Regions from separate parts of the Homo sapiens genome. Here regions 2 and 3 are each linked to region 1. A link is an interaction called in ENCODE POLR2A ChIA-PET data of the cell type or tissue named here. Cell type or tissue: GM12878. All regions are shown on one strand.

What was found. Peaks named below come from ENCODE experiments on the same cell type or tissue, not always from the same donor. Only the 100,000 strongest peaks of a DNase experiment are listed, where the experiment ranks them.
Region 2: POLR2A ChIA-PET joins it to region 1 with 5 read pairs; 2 of 35 experiments call an interaction of 5 or more read pairs at or near these places.
Region 3: POLR2A ChIA-PET joins it to region 1 with 5 read pairs; 2 of 35 experiments call an interaction of 5 or more read pairs at or near these places.

Annotation. Positions count from the first base shown.
Region 1 is chr6:7,305,191-7,309,190 of GRCh38, forward strand. All of the region lies in intron 2 of SSR1 (signal sequence receptor subunit 1), which reads right to left. Among named protein-coding and RNA genes, the nearest start is that of SSR1, 6.0 kb to the right of the region's middle. In GM12878, no CTCF peak of the experiment used is centred here; no DNase peak of the experiment used is centred here; H3K4me3 peaks cover 1,109 bases; H3K27ac peaks cover 1,752 bases.
Region 2 is chr6:7,226,528-7,230,527 of GRCh38, forward strand. RREB1 (ras responsive element binding protein 1) reads left to right here. Exons shown (of 13, transcript NM_001003699.4): 9 at 1-129; 10 at 2,470-4,000. Among named protein-coding and RNA genes, the nearest start is that of SSR1, 85 kb to the right of the region's middle. In GM12878, no CTCF peak of the experiment used is centred here; no DNase peak of the experiment used is centred here.
Region 3 is chr6:6,634,696-6,638,695 of GRCh38, forward strand. The region is part of intron 3 of LY86 (lymphocyte antigen 86); the gene reads left to right. Among named protein-coding and RNA genes, the nearest start is that of LY86-AS1, 14 kb to the left of the region's middle. In GM12878, no CTCF peak of the experiment used is centred here; DNase peaks (open chromatin) are centred at 837, 1,366 and 2,306; H3K4me3 peaks cover 346 bases; H3K27ac peaks cover 2,597 bases.

The DNA.
Region 1 (4,000 bases):
GACAACAGCTTGAATCACTGGAGCCATATCAAAACAATAAAGAGTTTATGGAGTAGGACACATGGCAAAAGATTTGGACATATAAAATGTGAAGTACTTATGGAGCATTCAGATGAAACTATCCTGTGAAGAGCTGGAAAAGAGCTACAACAGGATAACAACGGAAAACAAGGAATTAGGCAATTAGGTTGCTGGTGACCTTAGCAATACTAGTTTTACTAGATATATGGGACCAGACCATGATAGAGAATAAATGTGAAGTGAGCAGAAGAGAAAAGCTGTCCCTGTTTCTCTTTCAAGAAGCCACCGGTCTTGGTAAAGATAAGTAGGTGCAGCAAATGTGGATGAACAGTATAAGCAGATGTGTGGCTTAACAGAATCAAATCACTGAGGAGGATTAATGCCTGACGTTACAAAAGGAAAGAATAATGTAACAAAATTCCGCAGGAAGAGATGAACACAGGTGGAAGGGTTAGCCTTAGAAGAGAACAAGGACAACTCATTATTAAGAAGAAAATGCAGAACGATGGGTGAATAATATATTTGGAAGTAGAAAATACAAAATCTGATAGAGTTCATGCTTGATGGCCTTCTTCACTTTCTGACACTGAAGGCAATGTTGCTGCCAAGACTGAAAACTCATTTAGGGATTTAAACATGGCAAATGTTTGGAACACTGATTGTGGAAAACTAAGTAACTCATTTATCTTACAGCTATTCAGCATGTAAGATGTATAACGCTTAGTATCTGCTACCCGGTAAAACTCCAGAATATTTCAGCTATTGCAAACAATCTCCAGAGGAGAGTATAGAAACTGGTGGTACTGCTTGCCTACAGGGAGATGACTTCATGGCTGGAAGGCACACAAGGGAAACTTTTCATCATATATTCTGTACCTTGTAAGTTCTGAGCCATTTGAATATATCATCTATTTTAAATAACTATTTTTTTTTTGAGACGGAGTCTCGCTCTGTTGCCCAGGCTGGAGTGTAGTGGAGTATAGTGCCCAGGCACGATCTCAGCTCACTGTAAGCTCTGCCTCCCAGGTTCACGCCATTCTCCTGCCTCAGCCTCCCAAGCAGCTGGGACTACAGGTGCCCACCACCACACCCGGCAGATTTTTTTGTATTTTTAGTAGAGACAGGGTTTCACCATGTTAGCCAGGATGGTCTTGATCTCCTGACCTCGTGATCCACCCGCCTCAGCCTCCCAAAGTGCTGGGAGTACAGGCGTGAGCCACTGCACCTGGCTAAATAATTTTTTTTAAGTTAGTTAGTGTTATTACTACTACAGCTCTTGTTTTAATAAAAATTAAAACAAAAACCTCTCTCATTTCTATGGGGAGGACAAAAAAACCTTTCAGGAATGATGGCAAGTTCCATTGCGACCCAGTTTTATAGAGTAAAAGAATAATCAATGGGTTAGAAAAGCCCAAGGTGACTAGGCCAGGTGCAGTGGCTCATGCCTGTAATCCCAGCACTTCGGGAGGCCGAGGCGGGCGGATCACGAGGTCAGGAGATCGAGACCATCCTGGCTAACATGGTGAAACCCCGTCTCTACTAAAAATACAAAAAATTAGCCGGGTGTGGTGGCGGGCGCCTATAATCCCAGCTACTCGGGAGACTGAGGCAGGAGACTGGCGTGAACCCGGGAGGTGGAGCTTGCAGTGAGCGGAGATCCACGCCACTGCACTCCAGCCTGGGCGACAGAGCGAGACTCTGTCTGGGTGGTGGGGGGGTGGGGGAAAGCCCAAGGTGACTTAAAAAAAAAAAAAAGGTTTGTCCTCAAAAATTCTAAACCAATAACCTGTGTCTAAACCAGCTGTTGATATCTTAGATCTTATGAAAAACCCCCTTTTCCTTCACTTGACTCCAGGACACTGGCCCAGTGGCAAAGGATCCTTCCATATCTCCCAATCCCTTGATGCCTTGGCAGCTGAGTATAGGGTGATAAATCTTGGGAACAGCAGCAGTAGGTGAACTTTCTAGCTCATTCAGTTCTGGAGGTGACTTCTGTAGCAGCCTTGCCTTTGAGGGCCCATCTTTCTTAGACAGTCTACACACAAGCCTACCCCTGCTGGTGTGGTCTAGTACAATGGAAGGTAATACTTTTCCTGCCTTTCTATTTCAATCTACCTTAATTATTTTCTGATTTGAGATAAGTAACAAAGCAGAGGGTACTAACACTTCTGTACTAATTGGCCAGGGTAGAAAGTGGATAATCAGAGTTGTTCTTTTTCCTCTAATGGTTCTCAAGACAGGAGAAATTAAGATATGGAAAAGTTCTGGTCAACGACACAAGGCTATCAAGGATCTAACAGTTCCCTTCTCTACTCCCTACCCTCTACTTATTTATTTAATTTTTTTTAGAGACAGGGTCTGACTCTATCACCCAGGCTGGAGTGCAGTGACACACTCATAGCTCACTGTAACACTGAACTTCTGGGCTCAAGTGATCCTCCTGCCTCAACAGTTAGGATTACAGGCGCAAGCCACCAGACTCAGCTAATTTTTTTAGTAGAGATGGTGTCACACTATTTTGGCCAGGCGGTCTCAAACTCCTGGACTCAAGTGATCCTCCTGTCCTGGCCTCCCAAAGTGCTGGGATTACAGGCGTGCCTCATGGCGTTCAGCATCTCTCTTCTACCCTCTTCCTCCACAATAAGTACATTCTAGTGCCAGAGAGCACAAGTAATTTCATATAATTGGTAACAACGATATAATTCATCAATAAATTTCAGTACATGCCCAAATTTCAGTGCCCCAAATACCATCTTTAATCCTAAATTCCTAGATGGATTCCCTTCCAACCATCACTCTAAGTTATCTTACCACAACTAGTCAAATATTTATTAACAACAATGCAGCAGAAATGTATTAATCTAGTTAAAGCTATTCACTTAATGCAGGCTGGGTTGAAGACGTGGAGTCTTAACATAAACCCTAAAGGTATGTGTATACATACATATGAAAGGCTTGACTCACAGATAATCAGTAAGGAGTTCCTAAAGAGGGGGAAATTAGGAGAGTTCACAAATTACTAGGGACATCCTATCCAGATAAAACAGTAGGTGCAGAAGCATAAAAATGATAACTCAAAAACACCAATAAAATAGCAACAGATTTGCTTAGTTGGAAGACATATTCCATAAAAATGAAAGTAAGTCAAAAAAGAAGCAGAAATCTATATATAAGAATAAATATTTTGATACTGAAATAAGAAAATAGGGAACTAGTGGTTTAATTTTGAAGGAAATGACAAAATCTGGAATCATGAGAGGTTCCAGGTTCAAGTATGACACGAAAATAGAAAGAAAAAAAGCTGTGTAGGATGGATTATAGTCGTTCCAGAGAGGAAATAAAATTAACTAGATGCATGCTGCAATGATCCCAATTCCAGCCCAATATTCTTACTGTTGTATTACATAGTAAACATTTCAGAGCTGAACAACTTTTAAGAGATCTTCTCTAACCCCCTTATTCTTCACCAGATATATTTTACATACTGTTTGTTGTCTGCTTCTCACCCCCTGCCATTAAAACACATATAACTGCCCCAAAAAAAAGTCTGAAAGAGCAGAGAAAATATCTGGTTTGCCCACCCAGCACCAAGAACAGTGCCTGGCACATAAGGATTCAGAAATACAACAAGCAAGCAAAAAGAATAAAAACAGAGTAAAAGCAAGCAAGCGAAAAAGAAACTGAGACCCACAGAGATAAGTCAGAAAAGGAAGCAGCAGGTATTCCAAATCTATGAAACCATGAGGTCCAGTGCTATTTCTACTATGTTGTTACCCTTCTAGACTCATGTCACCACGATCCTGAATTGTTAACTATTTCATGTCTCCTTCCCTGTTCCAGAAAATACTTATGCTCTGTTCTCAATGACTGGTGCCTATTCTCCCAACTTCAATTCACTTTGATCACATTAACAAACCTCTAAAAGTTGGGATTTTAAATTTTTGTATAAGGATAAGCTCTAGGCCAGGTGTGGTGGCTC
Region 2 (4,000 bases), 79 kb before region 1:
GTCCACAAACAACTTCCCAGGGATGCAATGGGCAGACCTTTCATACAGAACAACCCTTCAATTCCTGCTGGCTTCCACGACTTAGGATTCACGGACTTCTCCTGTAGGAAGTTTCCTCGCATTTCTCAGGTATTCTGATCAGCCCATGGAAGCAACCAGCAACTGCCTTCCATGGTCCACACAGTTAGACCATGGGAACTTCCTCTCCTCAGGGTTTCTTTCCTTAAAATGTCGGTTGGGCTTTGTCTTTTTTTGTAACACCTTTTTTCTTAAAATTATTGTTGGCCCTTTCGGTCTCCCTTGGGTTGTTGGGTTGAGAAGGCTGCATAGGCTTGTTTGGGGTTGAATATCCTATGAACTGTGCATCAGTCTAGCTCTTCTGTGCCTTTTGTCCGTTCTTGGGTCTTTGAGGTTTAAGTTGTCAGTTGTAGACCAGGCCCCAGTGGCTCACACCTGTAACGCCAGCACTTTGTGAGGCCAAGGCAGGAAGATCATTTGAGGTCAGGAGGTTGAGACCTGCCTGGACAGCACAGCAAGACTTTATCTCTACAAAAAATTTAAAAATTAGCCAGGCGTGGTGGTGTGCACCTAGTAGTCCCAGCTACTTGGGAGGCTGAGGTGGGAGGATCACTTGAGCCCAGGAGGTTGAGGCTGCATTGAGCCATGATCGTGCCACTGCACTCCAGCGTGGGTGGCAGAGAGAGATTGCCTCAAAAATAAAATAAAATTTTAGGGCCGGGCGTGGTGGCTCATGCCTCTAATCCCAGAACTTTGGGAGGCCAAGGCAGTCGGATCATGAGGTCAGGAGTTCAAGACCAGCCTGACCAACATGGTGAAACCCTGTCTACACTAAAAATACAAAAATTAGCCAGGCGTGGTAGCATGCACCTGTAATCCCAGCTACTCGGGAGGCTGAGGCAGAAGAATCGCTTGAACCCGGGAGGCTGAGGTTGCAGTGAGTCGAGATCGCGCCACTGCACTCCAGCCTGGGCAACAGAGCGAGACTCCGTCTAAGAAAAAAAAAATTTTTTTTTTAAATAAAATAAAAGTGGTGAATTGTAAAACACCCCAGTCCTATGATAATCGGAATTCGTGGGATTTTAAAAAAAAATCTTTCTTTACTATCTGCATTGCAGCTAAATATTCCAGCGTTGTGGTTTCTATTAAAAACAATTTGGGTCATTATTGACCTGAATAAGAAAAGAGCCATATATATTCACTGCTAATAAAGCACCTGCTAAAACTACTTTGAAACTGGCTGGGCACAATGGCTCATACCTGTAACTCCAGCACTTTGGGAGGCCAAGGCAAGTGGAACACTTGAGGCCAGGAGTTCAAGACCAGCCTGGCCAACACAGTGAAACCCCGTCTCTACTAAAAGTATAAAAAATTAGCTGGGCATAGTGGCACATGCCTATAATCCCAGCTGCTGGGGAGGCTGAGGCATGACAATCTCTTGAACCCGGGAGGTGGAGGTCGCAGTGAACCCAGATCATGCCTGGGTGACAGAGCGAGACTCAGTCTCAAAAATAAATAAATAAAACTAAAACTGCCTTGAAATTATTTTTTTCCCCATTTTAAAAAGTTGAGATAGAAGGTATCAACAGTGTTGTTGTTCAAGTGTACAAGGTACAAACTCAATGGATTGTTCCATATACACACACCCATGTGTGTGCACCCCCCAGGAGACATTCCTCATAGACCCTCCTAGGCAGCATCCCCCTTCCACAATCATAGAGGGGTAGGGTAGCTGATTCTCCAACATCTCTGGACCTCAGTTTTGCAAGGCACCCACTTTTACAAAGAGAATTAATTCTACCCTTGTGGTATTGTTACTTAACTATACTTCAGAATCTCTAGTGAGATACCCTGTGGGTTGATATCAGTTATCACGCAAACATGATTCTTAAGATGCTTTGTGGATTTCCTTATTCAGTCCAGTGTGTTAGCAAGCAGGAGAAGGTCAACTTTTTTTTTTTTTTTTTTTTTTTTTTAAGGCAGAGTCTTGTTCTGTTGCCCAGGCTAAAGTGCAGTGTGGCATAATCATGTGTCACTTCAGACTCAACCTCCTTAAGCTCAGGTGCTTTTCCTGCCTTAGCCTCCCAATAGCTAGGACACAGGCATGTACCACCACATCTGGCTAATTTTCTTATTTTTTTTTATAGAGACAAGGTCTTGCTATGTTGCCCAGGCTAGTCACAAACTCCTGGCCTCAAGTGATCCTCCCGCCTCAGTCTCTGGAGTAGCTGGGACTAGAGGCATGAGCCAACACACCTGGCTAATTTTTTTTTATTTTTTGTAGAGATACGGGATCTTGCTATATTGCCCAGGCTGGGAACTCTTTATGTTATGGGGAAAGGCTGTGTACTGGGATAAATGTACAACAAATACTTTGTGCATCTCCGTTTAGTGATTATTTTTTCAATCTTCACATGTGTTCCCTTGCTTTTACCGGTGGGTTCTATATAGGCCTGGTGCGAAACAAACCTGCGGAGGTGCATCAGCGAGCAACACCGTTTTGTCTGCGACACCTGTGACAAGGCGTTCCCCATGCTCTGCTCACTGGCTCTGCACAAGCAGACCCATGTGGCGGCAGACCAGGGTCAAGAAAAGCCGCAGGCCACGCCCCTGCCTGGTGACGCCCTGGACCAGAAGGGCTTCCTGGCCTTGCTTGGCCTGCAGCACACCAAAGACGTCAGGCCTGCCCCCGCCGAGGAGCCCCTGCCGGATGACAACCAGGCAATTCAGCTCCAGACACTCAAGTGTCAGCTACCTCAGGACCCCGGCTGCACCAACCTGCTGAGCCTGTCACCTTTCGAAGCTGCTTCCCTAGGCGGTTCTCTCACAGTTCTCCCCGCGACCAAGGACAGCATAAAGCACCTGTCCCTGCAGCCCTTCCAGAAGGGCTTCATCATCCAGCCTGACAGCAGCATTGTGGTCAAGCCCATCTCTGGCGAGTCGGCCATCGAGCTGGCAGACATCCAGCAAATTCTGAAGATGGCAGCCTCGGCTCCCCCTCAGATCAGTCTTCCGCCCTTCTCCAAGGCCCCTGCCGCCCCACTGCAGGCGATCTTCAAGCACATGCCCCCTCTGAAGCCAAAGCCCCTGGTCACACCACGGACGGTGGTGGCCACCTCCACGCCCCCGCCTCTCATCAACGCCCAGCAGGCTTCCCCGGGCTGTATCAGCCCCAGCCTGCCGCCACCGCCCCTGAAGCTCCTCAAAGGCTCAGTGGAGGCGGCCTCCAACGCCCACCTGCTGCAGTCCAAGTCCGGGACCCAGCCCCACGCGGCCACGCGGCTCTCCCTGCAGCAGCCGCGGGCGGAGCTGCCGGGCCAGCCTGAGATGAAGACGCAGCTGGAGCAGGACAGCATCATCGAGGCCCTGCTGCCGCTGAGCATGGAGGCCAAGATCAAGCAGGAGATCACAGAGGGGGAACTCAAGGCCTTCATGACAGCGCCCGGCGGCAAGAAGACGCCCGCCATGCGCAAGGTGCTCTACCCCTGCCGCTTCTGCAACCAGGTGTTTGCCTTCTCGGGGGTCTTGCGTGCCCACGTGCGCTCCCACCTGGGCATCTCGCCATACCAGTGCAACATCTGCGACTACATCGCCGCCGACAAGGCCGCGCTCATCCGCCACCTGCGCACGCACAGTGGGGAGCGGCCCTACATTTGCAAGATCTGCCACTACCCCTTCACTGTCAAAGCCAACTGCGAGCGGCACCTGCGCAAGAAGCACCTCAAGGCCACCCGCAAGGATATCGAGAAGAACATCGAGTATGTGAGTAGCAGCGCGGCCGAGCTGGTGGACGCCTTCTGCGCCCCGGACACCGTGTGCCGGCTGTGCGGCGAGGACCTCAAGCACTATCGTGCCCTGCGCATCCACATGCGCACGCACTGCGGCCGCGGCCTGGGCGGGGGCCACAAGGGCCGCAAGCCCTTCGAGTGCAAGGAGTGCAGCGCCGCGTTCGCGGCCAAGCGCAACTGCATCCACCACATCC
Region 3 (4,000 bases), 670 kb before region 1:
TCTCACTGTCTGCATCAATTCAAAATTCTGTCTTAACAATAATATCTAGATCAGCAGTCAGATCCCATCAGTTAGATTTCTATGGCCTCCTCTATTTCTGTTTCAATGTGCTCCTTTCCACAGATCTAGGAAATGAAGGGAATTTGGGGGGAGTGCTGGGAATGCAATCTGTTTACTGCCTAGATTTGGAAAAAATCCACAAATGCTTTCTGCAAAATGCCTTACCCTCTGCGCTGCTGGAGTAGAAGACAGGGCTAAACCACCTTCCCAGCAGGTGCTACTTGAAGAAATTAATCTATGCTGATGACCTGACAACCTCTCTAAAGCATGCTCCCAGCCATGGCCCCACTACCATGGGCTTCATGATTCAGTTGTTTCATGTTCACTGCACATACATTAACAAATGCAAGCCCAGGAATTCAGGCATTGATTTAGGCTATAACAGAAGGGGAATAAGCAGCTTAACAGAAGCCTAAATTTAAAAATACAGTAGTCTCCTCTTACCTGATAGGGACATGTTCCAAGACCCCCAGTGCATGCCTAAAGCCATGAATAGTAACAAATTTTATATTTACTATTTTCCCCATATATACATATACCTATGATAAAATTCAATTTATAAATTAGCCATAGTTAGAAATTAACAATAACAACTAATAAAATAGAACAATTATAACAATTTACTGTAATAAAAATATGTGAGTATGGTCCCTCTTTCTCTTCCTCTCTGCCTTTCTCTCTCACTCTCTCTCTCCCTTTCTCTCTCTCTCTCAAAATACCGTAACATTTTCAGGCCACAGTTGACCACAGGTAATTGAGACTGCAGAAAGTGAAACTGCAGATAAGGGGGACTATTGTCTACTGTACATGTTTTCTAGGGTATCACCTATGTTATACTTGTTTGCTCACCTTTGATTTCTGGGCCATTTTAGACTTCCTGCTCCTTCAAAAGCTGCAGGCTTTCCATCCCCGCACTTCATTCCCAACCTTCCCCAATCCTAGCTTCTGGTCCTGCCCTTCAACTGCTGCCAGTATCCCCAGTGACAAAGTGGCTGAGATGGGAACTCATGTGCCTTGGCTCCTCTTCTCGTGGATGGATCTATAGAGCCATGGAGGGAGTGCTAGCTTTCTGTGACCTGGAAAATTGCACTATTTCACCTGCCATTATTATCCCCACTGTCATTTTGTAGCTGCAGGCAGCATGTTACCAAAACCAATATTATTATGGAAGCATTTCCTGTCCCCTGACTCATCAGACTGCAGTGCTGCCGCTGGAGAGCAGAGACCTTAGCCCAGTCCAGTGGTTCTCAACCTTGAGCAGGCATCAGCATCACCCGGAGCCCAGGTTCAACCACAGTTGCTGGACCTAGCCCCAGGGTTTCCAGTTTCGTACATCAGGTGGGGAGTCTGAGAATTTGCATTTCTTACAAGTCCCCCAGTGAGGCTGATGATGCTGGCCCAGGGACCACACTTTGAGAACCTCTAGCCTGGTGGTTATGCACAAGATTTGAAGCCAGACCTACATAGAGCTGAATCTTTACTGCCACTTACCATTTATGTGAACTCAGACAAGTAACTTAATCTCTCTGAGCCTCAGTTTCGTCATCTGTACAATATAGAAAATACAAGTGACCTCATGGGATAGTCATAAGGATAAAATGGGATAATACACATATAGCCCATAGAATGGCGTTCTGCACACAGCAAGCATTCAATAAGTGATCCATGGCAGCAACTTTGTGCAGCTGATGACAGGTTTCTCAAGCAAGGGCCCTGAGCCCCTCAAGTCATCATCTGTCTCAGACTGGAAGTCTGCATTTTAACAAGGCCCATGAAGAGGCAGTGGAGTCATTGAGGCTTAGAAGTTTAAGACCTTTTCCTTACAGGTAGCAGGAAGATGCCTTTGGTCTAAGCCTGCATATTTTCTGATGGTTGAACAAGGCGAAGTTTCCCTGGCCCTCTTGTCCCTGTGGGGAGAGAGTGTCATTTGCATCTCTCATGGAATTGGAAATTTGAAGCACCATCATCTCCCCTTCATTCCTTTCTTCCTTTCATGTATTATTCCTTGTCTCCAGACTTCAATGGTAGATTTCCTGCTTGTAAATACCAGGCAGCTGCTGCTGCAGCAAATTCATGCAGAATCACCAAAAACAATGGTTTACTTATTGCATTAGCCGAACTCCTACCCTCGAACTGCAAAAAAAAAAAAAACAGAACTAAAAGCAGTAGCCACCCTCTAGAGGGTACAAGCAATGACTAAGCAAAAGAGTACTTTTTCTTGCTAAATGGAATGAAAGGAAGCATATTGGTTTTTTTTTTTTTTTTTTTTTAATGAGAAGGAGTCTCGCTCTGTCGCCCAGGCTGGAGTGCAGTGTGATGTGATCTCGGCTCACTGCAAGCTCCGCCTCCCAGGTTCATGCCATTCTCCTGCCTTAGCCTCCCGAGGAGCTGGGACTAGAGGCGCCCGCCATCACGCTCGGCTAATTTTTGTATTTTTAGTAGAGACAGGGTTTCACCTTGTTAGCCAGGATGGTCTCAATCTCCTGACCTCGTGATCAGCCCACCTCGGCCTCCCAAAGTGCTGGGATTACAGGCGTGAGCCACCGCACCTGGCCACATACTGTTTTTTAAGGAATTCTAGAGCCCTGGGTGCTTTCTCCCCATCCTCAAATGCAAGCATGTTTGTAAATGAGCCAACCATGCTGCAACTGTACTTTGACATCAGTCAATTCTTTATGTTCCTTGAGCCCAGCATACTATGACTAAGGATGACCTAGGACCAGAAATACTTTTAATTTTCTAAGACAAACTTCTTTACAAATCCTTGACCGTTATGGAATTTCATAAATCCAGCTCAGTGACATACTTTGATGTAATAATCGTTTAGGAAGCTAATTAAGATGGCCAACTCACGACTCCCCCACATCACCCACTTGGATCCCAGAGCTGCTGGTATTTGCATTTTAAGAAACTAAACATCCCGAGAGCCCTGAGTGTGTGAGCCCGGAGCCCCCCAGTGTGAGAAACGCAGCCCTCTGTGATGTCTGTTTGTTTAGCTTTCCAGTCGCATTACTCTTTCCCAGGGTTGCCCAGGTTTCTGAGGATCAAGTCAATTTCTTCTCTTTGCTTCCATCATCATCTACTTCATTTCCATTTCTAGGAATCTAATCAGCCCACCAATTTATAAGTCGTATTTTGAATGTCGTATGAAGTATTTGTCCACAAAATTTAGGAACTGGTTGGTAGGTGGAACAAAAAAACTTAAATTCTTTTTGTTTTGCTGCTGGAAGTTAGGTATCTCTCAGAGGGGGAAGCTGGACAGCAGACAAACAGGGCTTGCAGACAGAATGCCACTGAAAAAGTCATTTTCCCTGCTAGGCCCCGCTTCCTCAGCAACGACTAAATAGTCGGCACCATCCAGACAGTAGCTACTGGCCCCTGCAGCCATTAAGTACTAGGAGCATGGCCAGTCCAAAGTGAAATGTACAGAATACACACCGGATTTTGAAGACTTAGTACAAAGTATGAAAAAAATAATGTAAATATCTCATTAAGACTCTTTATATTGGTTCCATGCTGAAATGGTAATATTTTTAATAAGTGGGTTAAACAAAATATATTACTAAATTAATTTCACTTATTTCCTCTTCCTTTTTTTGTATAGTTACTAGAAAGTTTTATGTCGCATATATGGTTCACATTATATTTCTCTTAGCCAGTGCTGATCTAGAATTGCACTGTCCAATATGACAGCCACAAGTCACATGTGGCTATTTGAAGAATTTACATTTAAGTTAAATTAAAAATTCAGTGCACCAGTCCTACCAGCCATATTTCAAGCTCCTAATAGCCACACATGCCTGGTGACTACTGTATTTGATGGCGTAGACACAGAACATTCCCATTTTTGTGGAATGTTCTATTGCACAGATCTGACCTAGTAGTATCTATACTGCTCTATTTTTTTTTATTATTATTATACTTTAAGTTTTAGGGTACA